Linked DNA regions of Homo sapiens: regions 1, 3 and 4 are each linked to region 2. A link is a contact called in ENCODE Hi-C or POLR2A ChIA-PET data. All regions are on one chromosome and are shown on one strand. Each heading gives the region's core, a stretch centred on a gene start or an enhancer-like site at or near the end of the contact. The rest is flanking DNA. Distances are from core to core; before and after follow the strand shown.

Region 1 (5,127 bases), core at 1,721-4,220, 8.1 Mb after region 2:
CTGATCAATAAAATAGATAAAGACCAGAAACAGATCCAAGTGTATGTAAGAATTTAATATATGGCATGTTGGGAAGTCAGTGGGACAAGTACGGATTATTCAATGAATTGATAAGTGGATTTTTTTTTTTTTACATAGTCTTACTCTGTCTCCCAGGCTAGAGTGCAATGGCGTGATCTTGGCTTACTGCAACCTCCGCCTCCAAGGTTCAAGTGATTCTTGGGCCTCAGCCTCCCAAGTAGCTGGGATTACAGGCATGTGCCACCATACCTGGCTAATTTTTTTCTAATTTTTTGTATTTTTAATAGAGATGGGGTTTCACCATGTTGGCCAGGCTGGTCTTGAACTCCTGACCTTAAGTGCTCCACCTGCCTTGGCCTCCCAAAGTGCTGGGATTACAGGTGTGAGCTGCTGAGCCTGGTCTTTGATAAATTGACTATTTAAAAATTACAGCCTGAGAAGCAGCTTTACAACTCCACCCCTAGTAAATGGTAAAATGATTTTTAAAAAAAGTTGGAAAATGTAAGAGACAAAGGGATGTTTTCCTTATAATGTAAAGAATTCACATAAATCAAGAAGAAAAAAGACAAACATCTTCCCTGAAGAACATTTTTTCCCTACTTCAAAGAAAAATGAGTTAGGGAAGTGAAAATCCTATTCGCATTAGATGTCAATTGGTCATGTGACAAACATTCAACCTTCCAATAATCAAAGAAAAGCGAATCTGGGCAGTTGCAGTGGCTTGCGCCTGCAATCCCAGCACTTTGGGAGGCTGAGTCGGGCAGATCACCTGAGGCCAGGAGTTCGAGACCAGCCTGACCAACATGGTGAAACCCCATTTCTACTAAAAGTACAAAAAATTAGCCAGGCATGGTAGTGGGTGGGGGTTGGCGGCGGGGGGTGGGGGGTTGGTGTCTCTCTATGTTGCCCAGGCTGGTCTTGAACTCCTGGGCTCAGGCAATCCTCTTGCCTCGGCCTCCCAAAGTGGTAGGATTACAGGTGTGAGCCACCACGCCCAGCCAAATCATGTGTATTTAAAACAAAATTTCGTAATTTAAAAAATATAATCAGTTAATAATATTGAATTTTGCCTAAGGGGAAAATGTAGTTGGATGGGATTACCAGCCATACAAAACACCTGTACTCAAGGGAGGCCAGAGTATACATATATCACCTTGAACTGTGTGCTCTTGTACTTTGGCAAAATCTTTCCTAATGGAATGTTAAGCAGGACAAGGAGTCCTTTTATTTATTCTTCTAGATACCACAGGTCATACTTTTTTCACACCTTGAAATAATTGTTTTCATTCAGGTGAGCTTTAGTGTTATGGCTTCAGTCAAAACTGTAGACTTTATTCACTCACTCACTCAATATTTGTTGAAGCCTATGCAGTACCAGGCACGTTTCTCAATATTTGGGACCTGTCAGTGTTCAACTTCCCTGGACCTTGCTTTCTGTGTCTCTAAGAAATACTGTATAGAAGCAGCTATCCTCGAGGATATCTACTACATTATTCAGTATCCTATAGAGAAGTTTCTTTAAGATTTAAGAACTAGAAGAGCAGTTAAAGAATTCATGTATATTTTACTCATGAACAAAGGAAAATTCATTTCTCTTTTTTTGTTTGGGCTGTCAGGAAACAATTTTTAGCCCAATTCAAACAACTGAGTAAGATATTGCATCCATCCAATTCCAAGATTAACCTTTTCCCCTTTCAGAAATCCTTCTCTTCCTAGTTCATCTTTTATTGGCCTTGCTTTTTAAAAATTCAAAATGTTTTGTTTTACTATATTCTAATGTACTTGTAAACTGCTTCAAATCTCAAATCCCTTGTGGGATGTGAACCTAAATATCTGTATTTGTAAACTGCTTCAAATCTGAAATCCCTTGTGGGATGTGAACCTAAATAACAAACAGAAAAGGTCTCTAAAATAAAAGACATGTTTTGAGAATGGAGCATTTCAGTGGGAAAACGCATGCCATAGTAAACTATGTGTGTATTCAGGAAGACGAAGGAAGACAAAGAGTTTTAAAGGAAAAAAAAATGAGGATGGTTACACATTGTTTTGAACTAATTATCTTAGCTACAAAGGTCAATAACAAGGGTGACGTCAGTTAAAGGTTGGACAGGCAGTTTCTGGGCAGACATCCTTGCAGAGGTTTTGTATAAGGTCGTGATGGTCTTTGTGCAACGTTGTGGTTTTTACAGTCTTTGTTTTCAGGCATACAAGCATGAGTACCCTCTCTTCATAGCCTTTCCTGGCTCTATTTGTCAGAGTTTTTGTTTGTTTGTTACCCAAATGCAGTAAGTCAGTACTGATTGGATTTTGGCTCAAGTGAAAACATCTACTTACAAAAATGGCAAGAACAACTGAAGACAATTTTTGTAAGCAATGTTGTATTCTACATTCATTTTGCTTTGGTTTTAATTTTTTTTAATTGACAAATAATAACTGTCATATTCATTGGGTACATAGTGATATTTCTATACATATGGAATGTAGTGATCAGGTTAGGGTAACTAGCATATCCATTATCCAACTGAGGACATCTAGTATGGCCCAGGTATTAAATAGTATTAGTAAACGATTGTTAATTTTCTGAAGACTTGGTAATAGTATTATGATTATGAAAAAAAAGTCCTTATTTTTAGAGATGCACACTGAAGTACGCAGGGGTGTGGTGTCTCATCTGCAACTTTAGGATGATTCAGCAAAAAAAAAATTTACAAGCATTTATGTAAAGATAAAGCAAATATAGCAAAATGTTGTGTTGAACTGTTGAGTCTGGGTATTGGGTGGTATTGAATTAGGGTGGATAAATCTAGAGACTTGTTATTTTTGCCGCTGTTATTATGACATCACTAGAAAGCTGGAATTATTCCCACTCTAAAGCACCCTGAAATCTCGCGACACTACGGCCTGGTGGCGCGCGAAACGCGGTGGGCGGGACTGGGGCGAAAACCACTGACTTCCGGCTACGCCGTTGTCTGGGTGGCGCGGTCGAGTCATCGCAGGGCCTCACCGCTTCGTTCTCCCGTCCCTCCCCGCGCCTTGGCGCGGGGGGTCGACTAGCCAAGTGAGGCGGGAGGCGACTCGGACCTTTCCCTGCATTTCGTTTCGGCCAGTGCCGGGGGCTACCCGCCCTGGGGCCTGGGATCCTTGGGGCCCGTGAGGCCCACTCTTAGCGGCCGGGGCCTACCGCGGCCCGCCGCTGGCCCTCATGAGGCATAGCCTGACCAAGCTGCTGGCAGCCTCGGGCAGCAACTCCCCAACCCGCAGTGAGAGCCCGGAGCCGGCTGCAACTTGTTCGCTGCCCTCTGACCTGACCCGGGCTGCAGCGGGGGAGGAGGAGACGGCGGCGGCCGGATCTCCCGGCCGCAAGCAGCAGTTTGGCGACGAAGGAGAGTTGGAAGCCGGGAGGGGGAGCCGCGGCGGCGTGGCCGTGCGCGCGCCCTCCCCCGAGGAGATGGAGGAGGAGGCGATCGCCAGCCTCCCGGGGGAAGAGACGGAGGATATGGACTTTCTGTCTGGGCTGGAACTGGCGGATCTCCTGGACCCCAGGCAACCGGACTGGCACCTGGACCCCGGGCTTAGCTCGCCGGGGCCTCTCTCCTCGTCTGGCGGAGGCTCGGATAGCGGCGGCCTGTGGAGAGGGGACGATGACGATGAGGCCGCGGCTGCTGAAATGCAGCGCTTCTCTGACCTGCTGCAAAGGCTGTTAAACGGTATCGGAGGCTGCAGCAGCAGCAGTGACAGTGGCAGCGCCGAAAAGAGGCGGAGAAAGTCCCCAGGAGGAGGCGGCGGTGGCGGCAGCGGTAACGACAACAACCAGGCGGCGACAAAGAGTCCCCGGAAGGCGGCGGCGGCCGCTGCCCGCCTTAATCGACTGAAGAAGAAGGAGTACGTGATGGGGCTGGAGAGTCGAGTCCGGGGTCTGGCAGCCGAGAACCAGGAGCTGCGGGCCGAGAATCGGGAGCTGGGCAAACGCGTACAGGCACTGCAGGAGGAGAGTCGCTACCTACGGGCAGTCTTAGCCAACGAGACTGGACTGGCTCGCTTGCTGAGCCGGCTGAGCGGCGTGGGACTGCGGCTGACCACCTCGCTCTTCAGAGACTCGCCCGCCGGTGACCACGACTACGCTCTGCCGGTGGGAAAGCAGAAGCAGGACCTGCTGGAAGAGGACGACTCGGCGGGAGGAGTCTGTCTCCATGTGGACAAGGATAAGGTGTCGGTGGAGTTCTGCTCGGCGTGCGCCCGGAAGGCGTCGTCTTCTCTTAAAATGTAGGGTCAAGTAATCTGCTCTTTATCCGCGTTTACCCCTTTCAACTCCCTTACACCATGTCAAACTTACCTTAGTGGGACATCTTCACCGGACACATTTCAGAGGAGAGAAAAAAAGTAATATTGAATCTTAAAGTGTTTAGCTAAAAGCATGAATGTGACACAGTAACCAACTCCTAATGATAACATGTGACTATTAAATCTCTCTGACAGTTTCTTTTTTAGGTGATTTCCTTCCTGCCAGGCTCCGTTGTAGGGGTTACAGAACAGTCGTTCCCGCCTCACAACCTGGTAAGGATCCATCTCTTCCCGTAACGCTCATGCTCTGCTGCTTTGTCTACTTTAATGGGCAACATCTCAGTTTGTGTGTGTGTGATTTTTTTTTTTTTTTCTGTTTTGGAAGGTGGGAGGGAAATCTAATTTGGGCCCTGTCCACCCTGGAAACAGACTTGTGCTGGTCAAGAATGTATTTAAGATGCCTCTTCTGGTTGAAATAGCTATTAATGTGTCCCCTTATTCAGACTTGCGTGTACCTAGCTCTTCTGTCCCCAGTGTGGACATGGCCTTGGATGACATCGGTTCCAACTGTACACTGAAACCTGCTTATAGAGAGACAGTTTGGAGACAGTGAAACAGGTGAAGTTGAATGGAAGTTCCGAGTTGTACAAGGTGCAAATTGGAATTCCGATTTTAGGGCAACTTTTCAGAGGTTGACAGTTAAGTATTTGGGGCATGCACAAATGTGATAGTTATTTTGCTGGAGGTGACAGGTATCTCTTAAATATCAACAATGCCTTTTAGTTTTCAGTATGAGATATAGAAACAGTCTATAATGGAGTAACA
Region 2 (4,542 bases), core at 1,897-4,396:
TTAAATAATTTCAGATTGACAAATATTACATACAAATAATTCCTATACATTCTTCACCCAGATTTCCCAAATGTTAACATTTTATCACATTCTTTATCAAGCAAACATTGGGTACTAACTTATTTATGAACATGTCAAAATCTGCACAATGAATAGTATATTCATTTATAATGATAAAAACACTTTACATATTTTTGCTGGCAGTAGGAATAAGAACACAAGTTAAAATCCAAATGTAATCTTAATTTTATTCCCTTTATTATCTCTTTAGTAAAAAGTTAGGTCAGTTGTTTCCGTTTATTTATGTCCCTACCAAAGTAGAAACAAAGTCCAATCTTGGGAGGATGTAGCTTGAATAACTGGTTTAGAAATGTACTTATTAGGGGTACTTATTAGGGATTAGTGGATAAGTGCTTAAATGGTTGTGGATAACAGTGCATATAGGACTCTCAAGTATTTCTATAACAGACACTTGTGCGTTCTACTCTATATTTGACATTTAGACAAAAAAATCAAATGAGTTCCTTAGACTATCACTTTTTCATAATAAAATTTAAATTATGAAGGCCCGTCCAATTCTAAAATGATGTGAACTTCAGGCAGGCTGATGGCACAGCAGGCAGTGTGGTAGCATGTGTATGTGAGTGTTTATGTGTGTGTTGGAGGTGGGGAGAGGGTTACAGTTGGAGCTGAGAAAGGAGTTAGGTTCTCACATAAACTCCAGGAATACAGCCTTGGGCCAGATGGAGGCAAACAGTATTTTCCTGCCTAATTGGTGGGAGTCGATGGCCCAGAAATAGGGTCTAGAAGGGAAACGGAGCTGCAGAGGTTAACACCTGGAGGGGTAGACCAACTATCGCAACTAAACTGGTTACCATTTGAGTGCACACTATATACCAGACACCGTTAGACACTGTGCAGACGTTCTCTCAAAACTTTTCACAACCATGACAGGTTGTAAGACAGGCTGTGGGTCTTCAGGGGTCGCGGGCATCCCCTAGACACAGCCGCAGGGCCTGCATGGAGTTCGCTCCTACCGGCGACCAAAAGCGCTCGCTCCGGCTCCAGCATCTGCTCACCCCCACGCACCCTCCCATAAAGGGTGGAGCGCAGCAGGCCTGGGTGACTGGAGTTCGTGGCTTCCAGCACTCCAGTTCCCGCCTCATTCACTCGCGCCCCCCCTCCCGCGAGGAGTTGAGAGCCGTGGGCTAAGTAAGTGAGGCACCGCAGCCGCAAGACCCACGAAGGGGTCAGAGGAATATCCTGCTTCAACTGCACTCCAGCCTGGGTGGCAGAGCAAGACCCTGTCTCTATAACACAAACAGAGAAATACCAAATGTGGCCGGGCGCGGTGATTCACGCCTGTACTCCCAGCACTTTGGGAGGCCGAGGCAGACGGATCACTTGAGGTCAAGAGTTCGAGACCTGCCTGGCCAACATGGTGAAACCTGGTCTCTACTAAAAGTACAAAAATTAGCCGGTTGTGGTGGCGGGCGCGTGTAGTCCCAGCTACTTGGGAAGCTGAGGTGGGTGGATCTCTTGAGCCCGGGAGGTGGGGGTTGCAGTGAGCTGAGATCGGGCCACACTGCACTCCAGCCTGGGCGACAGAGCGAGACTCTGTTTCTAAAAAAAAAAAGAAAAAAGAAAAAATACAAAATGAAATGTGAAATTTCAATGATTCTGCATTAGGAGTTAAATGTTCCTTCCCTTTAATAGCACTTTTCCCCTTCTTTTTGAACAAGGGACGCTGCATTTTCATTTTGCATTGAGCCTCACAAATTACACAGCTAGGCTTGCTGCTGAATACGGCAGTGAGGGACATGCCATACCAGTCCTGGAGCTTCGTCATTGCCCAGACCCTGTGGATCAAATGCAGTGGGCTGCCTAAAGGATCGGACTTTTTATCCCCGGAATTGTCCAAACTATGGAGCAAAGCAGGTAAAGAGACCAGATTACTTTTAAGGCCCGTTCAATCCTAAAATGTGAACTATAAAATAAGACTAGACAGCTTTACTGATTTTTGTGGTTTATCATATGAAAACAGAATTTTGAAAGCGGAAAAATCAAACCAGTTCATTCCTTTTTAAAATTACTTTGGGAGGCCGAGGCGGGAGGATCACCTGAGGTCGGGAGTTTGAGACCAGCCTGACCAACATGGAGAAACCCCCGCCTCTACTAAAAATGCAAAAATTAGCTGGGCATGGTGGCGCACGCCTGTAATCTCAGCTACTGGGGAGACTGAGGCAGGAGAATCGCTTGAACCCGGGAAGCAGATGTTGCGGTGAGCCAAGATCGCACCGTTGCACTCCAGCCTGGGCAACAAGAGCGAAACTCGGTCTCAAAAAAAAAAAAATTACTTTGGGAGAAAAAAACCCCACCAAAACTAAACTAGTTTACACTGTTTAATCTTAACTCAGGAACCGGTCAAGGAACTAATGGTGTGGGGCAGGGGGGATGTAGGAGGAAACTTAGGAAAAACAAATCCTCCACAGGTCTCACTTGTGACATGTTAGCCAACTCCTGGGAGGCAGAAAGGGTGAGCTTACGAAACAGGTGCAAAAGTGGGGAGGAGACCTGGGCGTGCTATGGAATAACACTGGCGTCCAGCACAAAGGTTACACACTTCGAGTCATGGTCAAAGAATGAGCCTTCTCCAATATTTTAACACACAAGGGTTTCTGAAGGCAGAAATAGACAAAGGATTACAAAACACTCAGGCACACATCCCACCCGTCACCCTCGCCACACACCCGGGACCAGATTTAGAAAGCCAGGCGACAGCTCAGCAAACGCGAGACCACCGGAAACGAACCGGGCTGAGAGGCTGTTTCCTCACAGTTCTCATCCACTCACAAGTGACCGCACGTTTTGTTTTTGTTATTTGCCGAAATGTTCTTGGCTATTCCACTCACCTAAACGGTCACGGTAGCAAAACACCCAGAGTCCGGATCTTCGCCTAGGCCAACCCCGCCTCCTCAGAATACGCGAGCTAGAGCTCCGCCCACGTTAGTCAGTCCTCCCTGCGCGGCGAGAAAAATGGCGCCCCCACGTCGCGTCTCCTCCCACCGCTCGCCTTCTTCCCGGAAGCTAAGTTGTATCGCGAGATTTCGGCCTGACTATTACTTGGGCCACGGAAATAGCCAACCCTTTTCTTCCGCACGGTTGGAGGAGGTCGGCTGGTTATCGGGAGTTGGAGGGCTGAGGTCGGGAGGGTGGTGTGTACAGAGCTCTAGGACACCAGGCCAGTCGCGGGTTTTGGGCCGAGGCCTGGGTTACAAGCAGCAAGTGCGCGGTTGGGGCCACTGCGAGGCCGTTTTAGGTAGGTTGCTAAGAGGGCGAGGCCGTCCGGGCCTGGCGGGCGGGGGAGGCGTTGCATATCTGGGGTTTCCCGGGGCCCCTTCGTTGGTCCGGAGGATCGAGACTCCGAAGTCGGTCCGAGAGGGTGAAGGGATCACGGCCGCAGGCCACTCCGCGCCACGCGGCTGGTATGAGTCCCACACAAACGTGGTTGTAGTGTGGACGGGCTTCATTATATCTTGAGATGGAGGTGTTAAATCGTGTTGCGGACAAGTTTAACCTTATTACGTGATTTAAATGATTTAACCTTCGTATGTGAGGTACCCATTACTCGCGCCGGTTTTCTGCAGGTTAGGCGCTGCCGGGTGAGAGGCGCTGGTGGTCACAGCGTTAGCTCCGGGTAAAGCGCCGCTCTCTGCCCACGTGGCCTCTAAGAATTGCAGAATCCCCACGGAGGCATCGACACCCAAGTAGGAGTGTCTTCTAAACACTTCGAAAAAGTGATTATTGAGCTAGCTTTATTTTGATAATCCCTACTTTTAAAAAAAATTAACTACAGGTATACCGTTAAAGCATGGGGGCAAATTTTTGTTGAATTCCGTTTTTGAGCATTCGATATTTAATGACTTTGTAGAATCTTGTACTTAAAAAAACTAGTAAGACCTTGTACCAGGAAAATACCACAGGGGGCATTTAACAAATCTGAGCTCTTGGTGACCTTATCGTTTCATATTTTAAATATTTTGCTAGTTCATCCTAGGATTTATATGTAATGACTCATGTCAGGTCCCAAGAAGCTACAGAATGAGACAAGAGATTGACTAAGGCATGTACAATAATGAAATAAGTAGTTATCTTTAATTTTTGTTGCCATGCCTTTTTTTTTTTTTTTTTTTTTTTTTTTTTTTTTCCTGAGACAGGGTCTTGCTCTGTCGTCCAGGCTGGAGTGCAGTGGTGCAATCTCGGCTAACAGCAACCTCCACCGCGGCTTAAGCGATCCTCCCGAGTGGCTGGGAGCAAAGGCACGGGCCAACACACCTAGCCAGTATTTTAAGAATTTTTTGTAGAGACAAGGGTCTCCTTGTGTTGCTGAGGCTCACTACATACAAGCTCCACCTCCCAGGCTCAGGTATTCCACCTACCCCAGCCTCCTGACCACAGGCGCGCGCCACTATTCTGGCTAATTTCCGTATTTTTTGTAGAGACGGAGTTTCACCACGTTGCCCAGGTTGGTCTTGAGCTCCT
Region 3 (5,110 bases), core at 1,971-4,470, 5.4 Mb after region 2:
GGCTACACTTTGAGAACCACTGCCAAGTAATGCTGCCTCTCTGTAAACCTGCTTTTAATGATGGGAGCCTACTGACAGACCATGTTTTGCACATAAGCTCACTTTTGTTTTATATAATTTTAACATATACTGAATTTTTGGGAATGCAACCTCTTGATAAACCTTCAACAGAAAATTCTACTTTGTTCTCCTGGGAATTTGACCAAGAATTGTCCAACATCAACAACTTTGGTATGGTGTTTGAGTGATTAATTGATAAGGTATTTGAGTTATAACTCATCAGAAATCATTTGTGCTCTCAGAAAAAAGTTCCTATCACATTTACCACGATTCTACAATTTTACATAGAAGTGAAACCACCTTTGCAAAAATTACAACTGTGAAAGAAATCAGACCTAATCGACTCCATCTTGCTTCTAATCTTTAAGCTGTCCTTTTTCATTCCTGGGCATAGGTGGAACAAACTTTGGGAAGTAATTCAGTTCATGGTTTGACTCTGAAACAAAATTGATAATAGCCCTTTCCCAAAAAGACTCCCTTCTTGCCTGGGGACCAGTCTGCCTTCGCAGGACTAACAAATTAGCTACAAGATTAGAAATTACAGTTTAGGGGTCATGTGGCCTCTGGCTCCAAGAGTCTGCACCCTCCCACCCTCCAAGTTGCTTCTGGGGATAACATCTCTATTGTAAAATCTAAGATCAGTGCTTGAGATATTTTACAGACCCTGCACTCCATAGATCAGCTGACACCACTGAGACCAGCAATCTGGCTCAACCATATCTGCCATCCCACCCAGGAACAGAAGATAGCAAGAAAAACTCACTTAGACCCCCTATGATTCCATCTCCAACCTAACCAATCAGCACTCCCCACTTCCCAAGCCCCTACCCACCAAATTATCTTTGAAAACTCTGATCCCTGAATGCTCGGGGAGACTGATTTGAGTGATAATAAAACTCCCGTCTCCCCCACAGCCGGCTCTGTATGAATTACTCTTCCTCCATTGCAATTCCCCTGTCTTGATAAATTGGCTCTGTCTAGGCAGCAGGCCAGGTGAATCCATTGGGTGGTTACAGAAGTGTGAAGAGCAAGTATCTGAGTGCCTCATTATGTTTTCCAACACAGTCATACTTGAACATTTTACATGATGGGATATAACTTATTATACTAGAAATATATTTAAAATATCTGATTTCTTCTTTATATTACATTTGGCATTACATTTCTTTTTATTAAGTGTGTAAGCAGTTTATATATTAATTTCATTTCAGAAAGTAAAGGATTTGGGGTCTGATCAGTTTGAGAATCAATTTTTTGTGTGTGCGTGGAATGGAGAGTTAGTAGTTATTTTTGAGAGAGAACAGTATGGGAATTATTAGATTAGTAGAAATAAACTAAACTGAAAATCAATGTGCCTGAGGTTCATTCTTAAATCTTACTAAGTGGCAATATGACATTCAGCAAGTGATTTAACTCTCTGAATCTCCATTTCCCAATTTTAAAATGAATCCATTAGACTAAGAGGTCCACAAGATCTTTTTCTATTATTCAATCATTGAATAAAGACTGTTTTAAACTTTCTTTACAATTAAGTGTGTTGCTTTGATTACATTCATCAAAGAAATTTCCACCTAAACTGGCTCTTCAATATTGATGACCTAATACAAATTTAATGTTTTAACAATCAGTAACACACCTTCCTAGAGATTCAGGAAGGGAAGCTTAATCTGTCAGGGTATCTTTAAATAAATAGTGTGTTAGCTTAATTATACAATGTCAGCTTTCAATTCTAAGAAGGTATATAAAACCTAAAAGCAAGGTGTTCCCCAACCCCCCGCCACCAACCCCGCCCCAGGCTTTGGAAATTTGTGCCCCCATTGAAGAGTATTTTCACCTCTGAACTTTCAAGGACAACTCCTTTTGCCTCATTGAAACTGGCTTTCAAGCTTGGCAACCAAGATAAGAATATTAAGTACACTTATTTTAACACTCAAGGACACTTTCTGAATAAACCAGAATCTAGGGAGATATAAGTGAATAATTTGGACCTGCTCTCTTTGAATGTTTATAATCTGGTGGAAAAAAAATGGACATATGAATATTGATTTGTGACCAGTGCAAAGGGGGCAAAAATTCATATCCCAAAGAAAACGGGGACACATCAGGTCTGTCTTGTTCATCACTGTGTCCACAGGGCCTGACACCTAGTAGGCTCAGTGGGAGAAAGGAGCCCCAATTACCAACAAAAGCCAGGAAAGAACGGGAGGCTCTTACGGAAAAGGGTGATACTTAAACTGAGCAAGGAGGCACCTGGAAATAGTGCCACCTAATAATTTTTGGCGATCAGACTGACACACTAGAACGGTTCATAAGACCAGCCTTCTCCCATTGGCTAGCTTCCTTCCTCACCCTTCTCACCCTGGGCAAGCCGCTTCCTCTCTCTGGGCCTCTTGCTTTTCCTCTGTAACATAAAAGGGGTTGAGCAATATCATCTCTGAGAGCGCCATGTGTGTGCGTGCCAGAGGGAAAACCCCCACAACGCTAATACATCAAAACTGCAGGTTTGCACAAAAACTGAATTCTGCTGAATGCAAACAGGCAAACAGCATTTACCAGGAAACAAAACAAAATCAAGCACATAAAAAAGTAGGAAGAGTTGGAAAACGGAAGGAAGATAAGTTCTCAAACAGCTGGAATAGTTGATGTTAGCTAGCGAAGTTTTTCAGAGGAAAAAACAAGAAGTTGGTTATGAGGCAAGTGGACCTGAGAAAAAAGACTAAAGGGGAAGAATAGCAAGTAAAACAGAACTCCACTTGCTAGATCTCTCCCTCTGTCGCGCTCTTTCACCTGACCCACTCCCTTATTCCCCCCACACCCTTTCCTTCTCTCCCTACGTTACCGCACAGGAACGAAGTCTGGGTCATGTGCGGACCGCTTGTGGCTCTTAAATCCTCTTTTTGTCACCCTGGCCGTGCAAAATTTTGAAACGTCCCTCGGCAAAAAAAATAAAAATAAAAAAAAAAAATCTGTCCCTGGCCTCTTCCCTAGTTCTGGGTCCAGTTGCAGCCAAGTGAGGGGCAGCGCGCGCTCCCAAGTCCCCGTTTCAGAGACGCGCACGCGCCTGGCGCCCAACCCCCAATCCCCTGCTGCTCAGTGACCCCGCCCACGGGTTTCCGGGCCGGCGTAGCTATTTCAAGGCGCGCGCCTCGTGGTGGACTCACCGCTAGCCCGCAGCGCTCGGCTTCCTGGTAATTCTTCACCTCTTTTCTCAGCTCCCTGCAGCATGGGTGCTGGGCCCTCCTTGCTGCTCGCCGCCCTCCTGCTGCTTCTCTCCGGCGACGGCGCCGTGCGCTGCGACACACCTGCCAACTGCACCTATCTTGACCTGCTGGGCACCTGGGTCTTCCAGGTGGGCTCCAGCGGTTCCCAGCGCGATGTCAACTGCTCGGTTATGGGTAAGCCGCCGGCTCGGCAGTCCTCCGGGTCGTCCTTTCTGCCCTTGAGCCCCTAACGCAGCGCCACGCCAACTACCGCTTCCCCCCAGGCAGACGCTTGTGGGTGGCCAGAGCATCTTGACTGGATTCGGGGACCCTTGGGGACCTTCTTCCCCGCCAGGCTCGCGAAGTTAAAGTTCATCTGCTGAGAACTTCTAACTCCACACTTTCTTGGTTATCTTGGGGACTCAACACTTTGATCAAGAACTTTTTTATTCCTCCCGCTTAATTTTGTTTGCTTTGAGAGAGACTTGGGAACTGCAATCGTTTGGTTCTCCAGTCCGATCTGGTAGCGTTATTTTTAAAATTTATTTTTATTTTTTATTACTATTTTACTAGTGAAGATAGATGAGCTCAGAGACTCTCGAGGATATAGCATGAAGTTTTCTCTTTTTGTTAGATGGTGGGAAAGGGACTTTCTGCCCAGCGATTTTGGTTTGAGCGGGTGTTGATGAGTACTAGAAAACGGCTAGTACCACTCTGCATTGTTTCATGCATTGCAAGGAGGTAAAAATTTTTTAAAAAATTAATAACAAAGAAAACTTAACTCTGAACCTAGTAATTAGAAATGCCCAGAGTCTGCACAATGTTTGGCTCATGGAAGGCTCTCAATAAATACCTAGTGTTTGAACATACTGGAGATATTCCATATGCCTTCAGATAACATGGTTACCCCTAGAACAAAGAACCTAGTGAAGGGGGTGGGGTGGAAAAAAGACAATCACTAGTTAGAAGAGTCACACTGTGGTCTACCCAAACCCTCTTACAGCCTGTGACTTCTGCAGAGTCAGTAAAAAATCAGCTATAATTTTCTTGTCAACAGAACAAAGATTAAGTCATTTGTTACTAAAGAAATACCTTTTTAACTGACTGTATAGCATTTCATAATCCTGAACATTGTAACTTTTTTTTTTTTTTTTTTGAGAATGGAGTCTTGCTCTGTCACCCAGGCTGTAGTTCAGTGGCGGGATCTCGGCTCACTGCAACCTCCGCCTCCCGGGTTTAAGCGATTCTCCTGCCTCAGTCTCCCGAGTAGCTAGGATTACGGGCACATGCCACCACGCCCGGCTAATATTTTGTATTTTTAGTAGAGACGGGTTTCACTGTGTTAGCCAGGATGGTCTCCATCTCCTGACCTCGTGATCCGCCCGCCTCGGCCTCCCAAAGTACTGGGATTACAGGCGGGAGTCACCACGCCTGGCCTTTTTTTTTTTTTTTTTTTTAAATTTGAGTTTGAAGGTTGGGGCAGAAAGAGATCAGGATTTGCACTGCCCTGTCACATGCAATCTCCCATGTCAGAGCATTACTCTCAAACATGGAAAAACTTTAAAATACACAACTCTCCAGATGGACACAGCTGAATCATTTTCAGGAAGGCTCTGCCTATAAAATTACCTTTGGCCTTAATTCAGTAATTAAAGGCACCCACAGGTCTGAGCCCTCATCTATGAAGGTTAAACGTATCATTCCTATCAGCACTAATTGGTTTTATAGGATACAGACCTCTAGTTTGCTGAATAAACTTTGGAAGGATTCAGATTATGAGGTTCTAAACTGTAGAGCCTTTGAGGAGAAAGGTACCCCATTTCTTCTCCGAATAGATCATTTTGTGTCTT
Region 4 (5,085 bases), core at 1,096-3,595, 8.6 Mb before region 2:
TTCTGAAAATATTAAAACTCCTTGATTTTTCACAGAGATTTATATTAACAAAATTCTAAGCAACTATAGAATACCTAAATTATGCCTTTTATTTATATTTGGTTACAAGCTATGAAGCCTGAATAACAGACCAATTACTGATTATGCCACAAGGTAAAAAATTATATGCAGGCTTCTTTCCCTATAAGCACTTTAACATGACAACCCAAAAAATCTCATTTTATTCCAATAAACAAAAGTAATTAAAACCTTCATATGGTCACACTATTTAAAAGCTAAGTTCACACAGCTTATCATCATAGTATTTACTTAAGTGGGCTAAATTACTTCAGCTGACAACTTTTGGGGGAAGTCAATACCCACAAGCTTTGTTGAACCTGTGCCTGCTATAGTGCTTGATGTCAAATGAATTTGGCTTAAAGTTCAAAAACTGTAAACTCTATCTTTGTTAAATATCATTTGTATTTGTTTCCATTTCCTGCAGCATCATGTTGACTTTCTTCCTAACTTTGTATACCACTATTATTCTTGATCAACTGAAGGTATTTTCTCCATAAACTTAGTTAGCCATAAAATTTCCACAGCACACTTTTTACACTGCATTTAAAAACTAAATAACCTGTTCATCATTTAAGGACTATTCAGCTATAATTATCAGTCATGTTGTAAACATTAATCAATTTATCACAAGATAAAACTTGTCCTTTCTAGTGTTATCAGAAACGCCTAACAAAATATTGTACTACCAAAAAAGTACTGCTTAGCATAAAGTATCAGTAATCAACTCTACTAGCCTTCTTTCTGAAAACTCTTCAATGTTTTAAAAATATAATTCATACACAAAATTACACTCCATAGAATTCAAACTATATCCCTTTATAAAGTTTCGAGATCTCCATAATGGGATTTATTACTGCAGGGGGACAAAATAGGGATAGGGAGATTCTTCAGGGTTGTAAATCTGAAAAGAAAAAACAAAAAGTATTTTAGAAAACTGTATGTGCATGCCAAATAGAACTTACATACTCTTCAATTTATTCAGTAAAGTCTAAGAATAATTCACACTTTAGATAATACATCTTAATTCCAGCAATTTGTCACAACTTTCTAAATGAAAAAGCTATTAATTAAAATAAGTAAATGCAACATACTCCCCATAGCACTAACTATACGTGTCTTTAAAACGCACAACTTCAGAGACAGATGGAAATTTTCACACAGGAAACATTTTGTCCTTGCTCTCCTCCCCTTTTCTGGCCTAAAGGTAACTCTGGCACTCTGCTGGAGGCAAAGGCACATTGGTTAAAAAGACAGACAGACACTCCACTACACCCTGTCAGCAGCAGTACAGCAGGAATTAAGACAGCAACGTTAGTTTGTAATATCAAGTCTCTCCACGACTAGGAAAACTGCAGTAAAATGCACCACGAGTTCATTAATATAAACTCTTAAACTCTGCCATTCCCTTACAATTTCAAAGCAACGACCACAGAAAGCAACTCGAAAACAAAACCTAACACAGTGGCCTGTGAAACAGTGGCTCCGGCACTACGACCACTGGCATGATTGCTTTAATTACACCCGGTCTTATATCCTATCTTTAAATGAAAGATTTTTATCTACGTGCACCGCACTGCTGCATTCTCTTTACGCAAATTGCAGCTGGGCAGGGGATAGGATGGAAGGGAAAAGAATAGAAACTATGGGATTTACCCAATAATTTCCCAGAGTTGCTTCTCACAATACACAACAGACGACTACTGGAATGACAGAGCGCAGTGGCAACTATGAAATATGAAATATCGCCGCCACCGAAATATCTTCGTTTCAATGTATTACATTAAAAGAACGCCGAGGGCTAAGTTTAAAACCTTGCAAAAACTGCGAGAAAACATCTTGGTCAAAGTCCAAGGGCCAGAAGAGTGGGCGGCGGCCAGAGGCTTGAAAACAAGTCATTTTAAAAATCGCTTTGACTGCAAGTCTCGAAGTTGGGGCTTCCGAATCCAATAAAACCTTGGCGAGAGTAGAAAGCAGAGAGCCCCCGGCGACCCTCGACCCTTGGCCGAAGGGCCTCAGGCCCCGTCCTTCCTCGTTCGCCGCCACATCAGGGAAGTGGGCCCCCGCGGGCCCTCGCGTCCCCACCCGCCCCACGCCGCCCGAGCCCGGAAGGAGCAGCACTCACCGCAGTGCGGGCGCAGCAAACACGGAAGCTGCGCGGCTGCCTAGAGGCCTCCGCAGAGCCGGGAATCAGCGGCGCCGACAAGGAGATACGGCCCGCTCGGCTCGGATCAGCCCGGGCGCTCCCGAAGCCCGCCGCCCCATCCGGGCTCACTCTGACGCACGATGACGTCAGCGCGCCCGGCCGAGGACCAGCGTTAGCCGCCGCGCGAGGGCGCCCGGGAGGCTGGGGCCGGAAAGCGGAACCGAGAGCGCTTTCCGCCGTGCGGCGATGAACCTCCGGGAAAGACGCTGGGAGGCCAGGATGCCCGGCGCAACTGGACGCTCATCGGGAGTCACGGGGTCGGCCCTCAGGGGAACGGGGACTATCCGTATCAACTCGGTGTTTGTTCGTTTTCTTCACCTTGCGGTTTGTGCCCTCTCCACATTTCCTCTCTGTGTCTACCATTCTCCTGGGGGACGTGGCAAACCGTGAGCCGCTGCGTTTGAGTTTTGGGAAACCCTGCGGAAACGCCCTGGCGCCGGTGGTTTTGCGCGTCCTACCCTGTGTCACCTCAGGGTTATGATCTGGCCCCTGGCAAGGCTCCCCAAGTGTGATGCCTCCCCCCGTCCAGATGACTGCATTTTGAGGATGGAGTCAGTCTGGTGGCATTTTTTGCTTAAGTAAACAATTGTAACCGTTTGTGTAGCATCAGCGTTCAACAGCTGCCTGTGCAAATCGAAAAAAGCGAAACTTTGGAAACTAGGAAGCATCAGATGAATAATTCTGAAGACTTGATGTCAACGGGAGTATCTTGTTTTTAAACTTTTGGTTTTCTGTTCTGGAGACAAACAGTTCATATGCACTAAAGAAAAAAGTGTCATTATTTCAGATGCTCATTGCCAGCAAAGAGAACTGTATTGCAAGTCAGGCTTCACTCCCAGTATTTTCTGAATGTTTCAATAAAATGAAATATATACGTCTGCCTGTGTATTGGTGTACATGCACATATAATTGTACATAAACCAGAGAGGAGCCCAATTTTTTTTAATGCTTAGGTAATAGAAAATTTGTAAATAAAAACCCTTGGCTTTTGCTAGTCATGGACCTTTTGTATCCCCCCGCCATACTCCCCCAATAGTGCCATAGACACAGTGTCGTGCAGTAAATGTTTGTGGTATGACAACCAACGAACGACTTTTGAAGTTGACGCTCTTTGCCCGTTGAATCCGATGCTTGCTTCTCTCTGGGGAACTCCAAGGGGCAAATATTTAAAAAACTTCCAAATAGCAAGCCACTTAATTAGGGAGCCGGGGGAATTCCAAGACCCTGAACCATTTCCCATTTCCTGTCTGTGTCATTTCTGCCTGCCAGTCAGTCACAGAACAGGAGGTCTACTGTTCCAATGTTAATAGTCAAAGAAAGTGAGTGTAACAGTTTGTAATACAGAGAAAAGAAATGCCATGGCTCCCAATGACTAAAAACTTCCAAAAATGCACCTGGGGCTTGGTAGTAGTTTAGTATTTAGTTCAAGTCACTATTTCTCGGAAGGTTTACAGAACATTCCTAACACATGTGGGAAAATATATATAGCAAGAATTGTTCATTCTGAACTCAAGATTATTTCTCTTTTTCAGTTCTTGTCCTGACCAAAGCAGTAAGATAATGAATATACTTAAGTATAGGGGAAAGCTTGCATTTCAAAAACTCAAAAGCCTTAGATATTTTTAACAAAAAATATTTGTAATATTTACATATAATAAATAGTACCTCATAACTTTTAATCTTGTATAACTTTGTAGTCTAGTGTTACAGCTAGTTAATTCAGTTACCTGTTTATTCAGTTAATTTTTTTTCATTTTGCTAGTATAAAGTTGCTGTTAATCTTAAAAAAATAAGCTATGTATGTCTGCTGCAGTTGCCCTTCTAACGTTTTTCACATTTATGTAGAAAAAAAATTTACAGTATTTAAAACAATTTTGAAGAAGAAAAGTAAGATTGGAAGGTCTTGTCCTACCAGGTAATGAGTTACAATAAAGCCATAGTAATTGAGACAGTCTTGTATTATTAAACGCCCTAAGATGGACAATTAAAGGAAGGAGATACAGAGCCCCAAGAAGAGACCCATATCTATGTATTTGGGAATTTGATATACTGGCATTATGTATTAATGAGAAAATGATTAATTACTCAATAAGTAATGCTGAATGAATGGTTATTCTAATGGAAAATAAAATTAGATCACTACCATATACTATTTAAAAATCTCTGCCGGATTTTTTTTAAAAACCCTCAAAAGTAAACAGCCATCATTATGAATCCAGGGATTTAAAGAAGTTTGGTGAGTTGTAATCCACTGTAGCTATTACCACTATTAGTGCTCAAGTTGTTTATTTTAGGCCGGTGAGAGTTTACTCAGGTTGGCTCCTGAGTCTTTCTGATACTTTCCTAGTAGTCTTTGCTTTCCAGGCTCATTTTGTGTATTTCTTACTCCATACCCATAATAAGCCATTACTCCTAAGTGCCCTGGATCCTTTAGTGGGAAATGATATTTAAAGAGCATAATCTGGATGTCTCCTTTAAGCTGGCGCTGCAAGGAACAACAAAGAAACAAACAAAAAATGTTTGTCGTGTTGTTAATGAGTTTGATTGTTTCTATACCTGTTCAATGGACAGAGCTGGTTAGTATGGGTTTGTTTTGATTTGGTTTTTGTCTTTTAAATCAAATATATTATGAACTCATTGATACTTCCGATTCAAATTCAGGAAGTCAAGGTTTTATTTAACCTCTTTGATTACACATCTGTAACTCCCTTTATTTTGAAAATCCTTGGTCTCCCCTCTACTTTTTCCTTCCTGCCCTATAAGTAATGACTTAAACACTTTTTATGATTCATTTTTTCATTTTAAAAATGTAATTATGCATG

What was found. Hi-C counts contacts between places; a loop is a spot of excess contacts on that map. ChIA-PET counts read pairs that join two places held with the same protein, here RNA polymerase II (POLR2A). Pooled maps may share reads with other maps.
Region 1: a map of B cell shows a loop between it and region 2 (8-fold over the local background). The contact joins the promoter of CREBZF here to the promoter of TAF1D in region 2. A Hi-C loop is called at or near these places in 2 of 168 maps with a recorded cell type or tissue (B cell and naive thymus-derived CD4-positive, alpha-beta T cell) and 7 of 50 pooled maps. POLR2A ChIA-PET finds 5 or more read pairs at or near these places in 1 of 52 experiments (activated B cell).
Region 3: a pooled map shows a loop between it and region 2 (11-fold over the local background). The contact joins the promoter of CTSC here to the promoter of TAF1D in region 2. A Hi-C loop is called at or near these places in 5 of 50 pooled maps.
Region 4: a loop to region 2 is called in a pooled map, with 6 times the contacts of the local background. The contact joins the promoter of BIRC2 here to the promoter of TAF1D in region 2. A Hi-C loop is called at or near these places in 3 of 50 pooled maps.

The regions. Positions count from the first base shown.
Region 1 is chr11:85,662,972-85,668,098 of GRCh38, reverse strand. It overlaps CREBZF (CREB/ATF bZIP transcription factor), which reads left to right and starts at 2,970. Exons shown (of 1, transcript NM_001039618.4): 1 at 2,970-5,127. The coding sequence starts at 3,224. The coding sequence ends at 4,288. RefSeq lists enhancers at 3,387-3,436, 3,707-3,996, 4,107-4,346.
Region 2 is chr11:93,740,099-93,744,640 of GRCh38, reverse strand. It overlaps TAF1D (TATA-box binding protein associated factor, RNA polymerase I subunit D), which reads left to right and starts at 3,146. Exons shown (of 6, transcript NM_024116.4): 1 at 3,146-3,319. C11orf54 (chromosome 11 open reading frame 54) reads right to left here and starts at 2,969. Exons shown (of 9, transcript NM_001286069.2): 1 at 2,913-2,969. RefSeq lists enhancers at 1,217-1,756, 2,277-2,396, 2,163-2,848, 2,977-3,486.
Region 3 is chr11:88,335,846-88,340,955 of GRCh38, reverse strand. It overlaps CTSC (cathepsin C), which reads left to right and starts at 3,220. Exons shown (of 7, transcript NM_001814.6): 1 at 3,220-3,455. The coding sequence starts at 3,284. It overlaps LOC101929174 (a long non-coding RNA gene), which reads right to left and starts at 3,072. Exons shown (of 5, transcript NR_188511.1): 1 at 2,900-3,072. RefSeq lists an enhancer at 3,225-3,504.
Region 4 is chr11:102,344,474-102,349,558 of GRCh38, reverse strand. BIRC2 (baculoviral IAP repeat containing 2) reads right to left here and starts at 2,345. Exons shown (of 9, transcript NM_001166.5): 1 at 2,183-2,345; 2 at 1-961. RefSeq lists an enhancer at 1,724-1,793.